Regions from separate parts of the Homo sapiens genome. Here region 1 is linked to region 2. A link is an interaction called in ENCODE POLR2A ChIA-PET data of the cell type or tissue named here. Cell type or tissue: MCF 10A. All regions are shown on one strand. Links, peaks and the distances in the headings refer to the core of each region. The heading gives the core; the rest is flanking DNA. Region 1 holds the start of LOC124901839 (small nucleolar RNA U13). Region 2 overlaps PTTG1IP2 (PTTG1IP family member 2).

Region 1 (4,405 bases), core at 291-4,290, 130 kb after region 2:
CTTTACAAAGCTGTGTGTCCCTGGACTCCAAAGCAACTTTCCCTGCCAGCATTCCTGTGACATCCTCTAAAAAACTTAATTCTTCTAGGCTTGAAGCAATAGAGGAGTCTTTTCTTCTTCCTTCATAGTGGGCAATAATGGAGTTTTCCTCTAAACATGTATTTCTGGAATTTCGGTAGTGTTGTTATTGAGATATTTTTCAGGAGAGTGTTTTCTTTCTTTTCAGGAGCAATCAATATGAGAATATTTGGTACCATTTTTCTCTTTGTAAAGAAAGTTTCCCCTCTAATTATGTAGATAATTTAAGCTTACATAAAAAGAGAGAAATAAGGAAAAGGAGAAAGAAAAAATCTCATAAATCCTGTTACCCCGATACAACAACTGTTGAATGTTCTTGCTTCTTTCTCCGTGTTTTAAAAAAAGCAGCCCATTATTATATCCCGCTTTTTTCTTTGATATGATAACATTATATTTTCCCATGTTTTTACAAACTCTTCCTAATCATCATTAGGCATTTCGAAAACCTTTTTTCTTGCTTAAACACTGTTGTTAGTGATTAGCTTTAAAAAGCACCTGAGGCTGGAGCCCAGCTGAAGGTTAAAGATGTGTCAAACCTGTAACTACTCCCTCTCTCTGTTATTCTGAAACCTCTGTATAGTCAAAGGTCTGGAGTTTGTAATTTGGGTCAAAATCATCCTTAGCTTTTGCAAAGTGGCTTCCTTCCTCTGCCACAAGAGATTGTAAACTATCACAAATCAGTAAATCACAGAATGCTCTACTTGGAAGATCCATTGGAAATAATAATTTTCCCACTCCATCATTACACAGATGAAGAAATTGAGATCCAGAAGGGGCAAGTCATTTCCAGCTAATGAAGGAAAGACTCAAGGCCAGAAAATCTTGGGAGATAGTGGTAATGAAGGCATGCCGGGGTATAATCCCCAATTCAACTACCCTCTGTTTGGGCATTTGACTTATTAATTTCATATCCTTTGTAAAATAGAGATAATAATAGTATCTTTCCTTTAAGGGTTAAGATAATTAAATAAGGTAATGCATATGAAGGTTTCAGAATAATGGCTCACAAAAAGTGAATAGCTCATAATTGGTGTTATCATCTTCATTGCCTTCATCATCACCATCATCATCGTCATTGATGCTTTCACTTTGACATCCACCTTCTGTAGTTGGAAGGGCTACAGAGTAGATAGAAGGATTAAAAATGAAGAATTACAGCTATGAGGAGAGTTAATTTCAGATATTCCTCTAACATTTCACCTAAAGCTTCATGTGATGACTTGCATATTAAAACTGAGAAAATATTATCTAAAACCCACCATTGTTTAGATTCCGTATGGGGGTGATTGGATTCACTTTTTAATCCCTGAGTGTGTTGCTCGTAGTTAACTTTCAGTACGTATCTATTGAATGTGAGTAAATATCTATTGTAGAGGAGTAGAGAGAGTGATGAATTAGGTGTTAGGCAATGTGGATTCTCATCTGCCACTTTCTAGTTATTTGGGCAGGTCGTTTAACTTACCCCGGCCATGACATTCTCATTTGTAAAATCAGTTGAACTATGATCTTCAAGTTGCCTCTTAGCTCTAAATGTAGGATTCTAAATAATGTAACAACCAACATAAGATTACAATTTTTTTTCATGTTTTATGTCAGACAGGTAATGTACTGACCTTGTAGTAAGGTTTGAGGGAGGCACATCTTACACATGAGGTGAAACCCCAATCATCACGCTTATGAACTATACAAAAGGATCAAAATGACAATTTTATCACATCAGAAAAGAGCACTAAAACTCTGCTTATGTACATAGGAACTGAGTTCTTCTGTGATCATTTTCAGATTATAATAGTAGAAATTTTTTTGAACGCTTGTTTTTTACCTTCTCTCTCCTGGAGCTGGGGAACTCTACAGTCCATTGGAATCAATTCAGATTTTAGTCTTAAAACTTTGAGGGTTGGGTCAGCTTCTTAGGTATGCAATAAGGTGTGGCAACTCTCCTTAGTATTTATGAGCTGGAAGGCTCCTTATTTCAAGGAGTGGCCTCTTCCAGAGAGTGCCTGAGCTGGAGTTTGGTAACAACTCCCTGATTCATGTAGAGGATGCCTCTAGAGTATGTGTCAAATGTTTGACCTTGAACACAGCAGAAAAAGAAATACAGACTTATTTAATCATAGACTGAAATGCCATGATTTCAGTCTAATCTGCTAATTTTCAAAACCAGACTGGAATTATATTCAGGAACTATGCTTGTTGTAAACTGGGCTGTGTTTGTGAGCACACGTGTGTGTTTGTGTGTGTGTTTAATTGAACAGTTTAGAAGTTAAGTATTGAGGGCTTCAGGTATTTACAATAAGCAAACAATAGGAATTTTGCTGAAGGCGGTCATAGTTGGAGAGGGGACATTCTATGAATGATCATTTTGCTTTTCATTCATTGTGTATTTGGTCCCTGACTACAATATTAGCCATTTAATGTTCTGTGGTCTAAATCTACACATTTTACTTGGATGGACTAATCATTTCTAAAATATCCCAAGTAAAATTTTATTAGTTTCAGTCCTTTTCCCCTCCCAGCTTCTTGATGTTTGGAAGGGTTTGACATAGTACTTGGCCACAGTGAAGGGGCTACATAATTATTGGAGAAACACATGGTTAAGCTAGATTGAAGGTGAAAGAAGATTGGTATTTTGTGTCATAGTTTTTAGTGGACATAATGTTTCTAGTGACATTGTGATGAGAGTTTTGGGTAAAGCATCAACTTCATACCTGTGAAATGACTGCAGAAATTTCCAAATGTCTTTTTACCCTTTTGTTCCTAATAAATGACCAGACCATGTCCTTAAGTGGCCCCATTTTTCCTGGAATAATGAACAATAACTACACTATGATTTCTGGTGAATTTTTGAATTTTATTTTTGATTTAATGATTTATTTTAGAATATTAATGATACCTAATATATGAAAGGTCAGAAAATACAGATAATGTCCACCAATGTAAAATTACCACGCGTAAAACCTTTTGAACTTTGGAGACAAAAGCTCTAATTAAGTGTATGTGTATGTGTATGTGGAAATAGTTGGAAATGGTGATAGCTACAGCAATTCATGAATTGTTCTCATGGGTAAATTAAAAGGTTAACTCATGCAGTTCTGCTTTATCCCTCTGTTTTTTAGCTTTGATGATTGCCAGAACAAAGTGTTGGCTCTGCCTGGCTCTTTGGTGAGAAATACAAAATTTTTAGCAATTAGAATAAACCTTTGAAATGCAAAGAATTTCATATGTTTATGGCATATAATCCAGATAATTAAGCACTTAGTTTGTTTCCTAAAAATGGGTGACCGTGTATGAGTTTTCTAATTCTTCTCTGCTTTGGTGAGTTATTTTATGTTTGTGAAGTAGAAGGCTGCTAGCACTTATTTTGTCATTTTCCAGCTATTTTATTTTTTCAAATCCTAGGAAAATGTATACAAAGCGTATAAAATTAAAAAAAATTCTACATCTGGTCTGTGAGTGCTCCAAGCACATTTTTATAGGTTAACTTGCTTACTTTACATTTAGTATAACAATTCTGTTAGGTGGAGACTGTGCACAATGATATTGGCTTCTAGTCCATGTCCCTCTTTGTTATTTTATATAAAGATATAATACCAGAGATAATAAAGGTGGCAGTTATTATTATTATTTTTTTGAGACTTGGTGTCCCTTGGTCATCCAGTTTGGAGTACAGTGGTGCCATCGCGGCTCACTGCAGCCTCCACCTCCAAGGCCCAACCTATCCTCCCACCTCAGCCTTCTAAGTAGCTGGGACCACAGGCATCCACCACCACCTGGCTAATTTTTGTATTTTTTGTAGAGATGGAGTCTCACCATATTGTTCATGCTGGTCTCGAACTCCTGGTCTCAGGTGATCCTCCCATCTCAGCCTCCTAAAGTGTTGGGATTACAGGTGTGAGCCATCACATACAGCCATGCAGTGATTTTTATGAGAACCAGAATCTAGGGATGATATGGTTTGGATCGTGTCCCTGCCAAATCTCGTGTTGGAAGGGGGGCCTGGTGGGAGGTGATTGGATTGTGGGGGTGGATCCTTCTTGAATGATTTAGAACCATCCCCTTGGTGCTGTTCTGGTGATAGTGAGGGAATTCTTGTGAGAGCTGGTTGTTTAAAAGTGTGTAGCACCTCCCCCTTCGCTGTCTTGCTCTTAGCTTCTGCCATGTAAGAAGCTGGCTCTCCCTTTGCCTACTGCCAGGATTGGAAGCTTCCTGAGGCCTCCTTGGAAGCAGAAGTCACTAGGATTCCTGTACATCCTGCATATCCGTGAGCCAATTCAGCCTCCTTTCTTTATAAATTACCTGGTCTCAGGAATTTCTTTATAGCAATGTG
Region 2 (4,405 bases), core at 144-4,143:
TAGGTGGAATGAGGACCTGAAGAGAGAGGGCCTGACTCTCTGAAGGAAACTCAGGTTCCTGCGTTACAAGCTGGATTTGAGGGTGGATCTAGAGTCCAAAGATACCCCTTCATGGAAATGGGAAACACCTCTGATAAGCTCTAGCAAACCTTGGCACTGGAAAATGACAAACCTCAAAAGAGAGAGCAGAGTCAGATATTCTAACAAAGCCTGGCACAGCCTCATTTGAGTTCTCCCCCTTGTCTAATGCTGAAAACAATGGAGTGAATAGAACATAAAATGCCATAAAACTGTAGCTTCTTGAAAAAAATCTCAAGGATCATGGTAAGGTGGTTAGGATCTCACCTACACTATATCAGAACAAATGGAAGGTCTGAACAGAGCTGTGCAAGCATTAGTAGAATGAAAACAATAGAGCAACTATGTAAACCCTGCACAGCAAAATAAAGAAATAAAGGAGTATACGATAGCATGCAAACACACACACACACACACACACACACACACACACACACACACCCCAAATAATCTACCCTAGAAGAGAACACAACTCAAGAAACATGAAAATTTCCCACAAGTGCTTTGAGCTAGAGAACAATCAAACGAGAAATATTCAGTGAAACAAGCCTCGAAGTCGATAGCAAGATATCAGAATGAAATTAAAAGGCAGATAGCTCCAAGGAAATAAATTGAAGGCCAAATAATTTGAATATAAGGCAAGGCTTCCGAGTTTTCTCTCTTCATTTGTTTATTTCTGCTAATGGTGAACACACCAAGAATATTTGTCACATACTCTAAGCTTACTTATTGTGGTGGGCTCTGGTAGCTGCCTCATTCCTCTGTCCTCTAGCCTAGGGGGTACTGTTATCTGGGAGGAGGTTGGACTTCGCTTTCTTTCCCCTGGTAAACTTCTCAGCCTCTTTCATCACCTGCATACCCAATCTCGGTACTAAGTTCCCAGTGTTATATATACACAGAGTGATTTCTATTTTCCTGGTTGGATCCTAACTTCATATAGCCATCTTTAAGACAAAAAGTGCTTTAAGATTTTGACCAGCAGGCAGGTATTAGGAGGATTACAGCATTGACACTAAGGTTTAAATGCTGATGGGGAACCAGGAGAGAAACCTGGTATACCACTTCTGGCTGAGGTAAAGGAAGGGTGAGATAATATAAATCTCAGATGGGTTGAAGGGGAATCTGAAAATATTAGGAACTTGTGACTCACTTTCTAGAGTTTACTCTGAATCCACTGGTCTCATAGATAACATGAAGCTAACATGGCTCCCAAACAGTAGGTAATAGTAGCAGGAAGAAGTATCTTAGCAAATGGACTCAAGGACTGCATGTCATAATCCCTTGGACATAAGAATTTTGTAGGGAAAAGATTAGAGAGCCCTAAAATTCCCAATATAGTGGGTGGGGTACAGACAAGGCAGCTCTTGTGACAGCTGGCAGAATTGAAGAGGGAAAGGTCTTTCACAGAGAATACTGGACCTCACGTCTAGAAACCACAGCAGGACCACAGATGCTAGACATGACACTCCCTAAGAAGGGGACAGGTGAGATTCACACAGTGAGGCTAGCAAGGAAGGAGGAGGGGACTCAGTCCAGTCACACCCTAGTGCCAGGGCAACACATAGGCTTTGCTCCCAGAAAAGTATAGCATCCCCAAGGTAAATGGGGAAGGAGCAAACCCTACATTTAGCTAAATGTTTATTCAAAGGAGGATGAATTAATTGACTGAACTTAGATTGCAAGTTTATGGTTTTCTGCCACTAGCAGAAATGGGGGATTTGACATTATACTGAATTGTGATGTAAAACTGAATTCTGATATTGAGAGGCCTAGATCAGATTCCACCTCTTCTATGATGCCTTCCTTTAGTCCACCAAATCTGAGTGAATAGTTGCTCCTGTACTTAGCTGCGCCTCTCTGACAGTACTTGTTTCACCAGAGAGGCAGAAGAACACAGTTATTACAGGCAGCAGCTCACACTGCCTGGACTCACCTCCCAGCTCTGTTGCTTACTAGGCCCATGCTTTCTGTGTCACAATTTCCTTATCAGTAAAATAAGAATAAAATAGTATCTTCTGTAAATGGTTGTTGTGAGGATCAAATGAGTTAATCTGTGTTATGCACTCAGAACATTTTCTAGTACATGGTAAGTTTTCAGTAAACATTATGCAGTCATGTGTTGCTTAATGACAGAGGTGTATCCTGAGAAATGCATAGTTAGGCAATTTCATCATTGTGTGAATGTCATAGAGTGTACTTACACAAACCTAGATAGTATAGCCTATTATACACCTAGGCTAGATTAGCCTATTGCTCCTAGGCTACAAACCTATGCAGCATGTTACTATGCTGAATACTGCAGGCAATTGTAACACAATGGTAAGTATTTGTGTATCTAAACTTACCTAAACATAGAAATGGAATAGTAAAAATATACAGTATTATAATCTGAAGGGATGGCTGTCCTATATGCAGTCTGTTGACCAAGATATAGTTATGCAGCACATGACTAGTTATAGAGATATATATTATGACAGTGCTGGAAAACAACATGAGAGCCAGAAAATGTTAAGAATCCCTGAGAAACAGAAAGCAATTCAGATCAGACCAATGGAGAAAGCCACAGCCTAAAACACACATAAGAGAAGACTAATGTAAGAGTGGTTTCTGGGGTTGCTCCAAGCTCAGCAGCACTGAATACAAAGAGCAGGAGGGAGTTGTGGAGCAGCTTCCTGGGTGCTGATCTTAGAGCACTATAGCTGGTTGCCTCTCCACCTTCTCAAATTATCTCAAGAAGCAGGCAGCAGAGGCAACTGCCCCAGGTTAACAGTGAGTGTGAATTATTGGCCTGGAAGGGCAGGAAAAGATATACTACCAACACACTGAATCTGGCAGCATGTCCCAGTCCTCACCCACACCACAGAGGTGGAAATAGCCTATATACATACACCTAAATCTTAACTTGATTGTGCTAACACAATCAAGAATCATGAAATCCAATAAAGAAAAGAACCAATTTATTAAAACACATTTAAGAGAGGGGAAAAACACCTCAAAATTAGAAATTTCTCTTATAGAAAATGGCAAGGACTAACAAGATTCCAAAGGAAATGACTAAGCTGGCAAGTAGATTGGCTTGCCACAACTCCAAAGGTGCTAAAAGTAGACAGTGAGACTCAATGGATCAGTGCCAGACGGTTTATTACTCATAGCACAGCCAACAGCAGGAACGTCAGTATGGCAGCACCAAATCTCCTGCCCCCAAGTCCCATGGAGCAATGCAATGTATCCAGATTGTGCTTATGAATGCAGCCAGATGAACTGGAGCTAAGGAACCCAGGACTAAGAGCTTATGAACTTTTATGGCAAGCAGTAAAAAATCTAGTCCCTGGGGAGTAATTGTGACTATAGTCACACTGTGGTTGCCTTGACCTATTTAATTGACTATGTTACCAGATACAGAATAAGTGCAGGGTCAGAGGATAATTACGCCAAGAAGTTTGGCACATTGAGCAAGGAAATCCAGAGATGCTCAGGGTCTAGGATGTATGTCTCTCTCAACACTATAATTAGTATTCTCATGGAGATAGCCATGAAACAAGAACAGACTATTCTGGAAAAGATGATGAATCTTGGAAATTAAAAATATAATCAACACAAACATAGCTAAAGAGTGAATTAGCAAACTCAATAATTGAGCCATGGAATTCTTACAGAATGCAGTACAAAAGAACAAGAGATAGCCTGTAGAAAAAAGAGACAAGAGTTCATGCCAACATTAATGTAATAGGAGTTTCAGGAGGAGAGAAATGGAAGAGAGGAACTAATTAAAGAAAAATACACAGAAAAATATCTTTGGGCCAGGCGTGGTGGCTCACGCCTGTAATCCCAGCACTTTGGGAGGCCAATGTGGGTGGATCACGAGGTCAGGAGATAGAGACCATCCTGGCCAACATGACAAAATCCCATCTCTACTAAAAATATAAAAATTAGCCAGGCGTGGTGGTGCACACCTGTAGTCCCAGCTACTTGGGAGGCTGAGGCAGGAGGGTGGAGTTTGCAGTGAGCTGAGATCGCGCCACTGCACTCCAGCTTGGTGACAGAATGAGACTCTGTCTCAAAAAAAAAAAAAAGAAAAAGAAAAATATCTTTAAAGTTTTGAAGAAAAGAAAATGGTGTCGAAACTAGAACATATTAACAGACTAAGCCAGCTGTGCTCTAGAAGGTATACAAAATAAAAACATTTGGACACTTGAAGAGTCAAAGAGTTTATCATTCACAGACATCTGAAAAAAATACTCAATAATATCCAGCAAAATGAAAAATGAATCCAAGGGGAAAATGTGGGATTCAAGAAAGAGTAGTAAGCAAAGAAACTAGTAAAATG

Evidence for each region. Peaks named below come from ENCODE experiments on the same cell type or tissue, not always from the same donor. Only the 100,000 strongest peaks of a DNase experiment are listed, where the experiment ranks them.
Region 1: POLR2A ChIA-PET joins it to region 2 with 6 read pairs; 4 of 35 experiments call an interaction of 5 or more read pairs at or near these places.

Annotation. Positions count from the first base shown.
Region 1 is chr7:90,605,336-90,609,740 of GRCh38, forward strand. All of the region lies in intron 2 of CDK14 (cyclin dependent kinase 14), which reads left to right. It overlaps LOC124901839 (small nucleolar RNA U13), which reads right to left and starts at 1,773; the gene lies at 1,669-1,773. In MCF 10A, for the core only: no CTCF peak of the experiment used is centred there; a DNase peak (open chromatin) is centred at 2,056.
Region 2 is chr7:90,471,803-90,476,207 of GRCh38, forward strand. All of the region lies in intron 1 of PTTG1IP2 (PTTG1IP family member 2), which reads left to right. Among named protein-coding and RNA genes, the nearest start is that of PTTG1IP2, 4.4 kb to the left of the region's middle. RefSeq lists a silencer at 3,013-3,307. In MCF 10A, for the core only: no CTCF peak of the experiment used is centred there; DNase peaks (open chromatin) are centred at 2,229 and 3,209.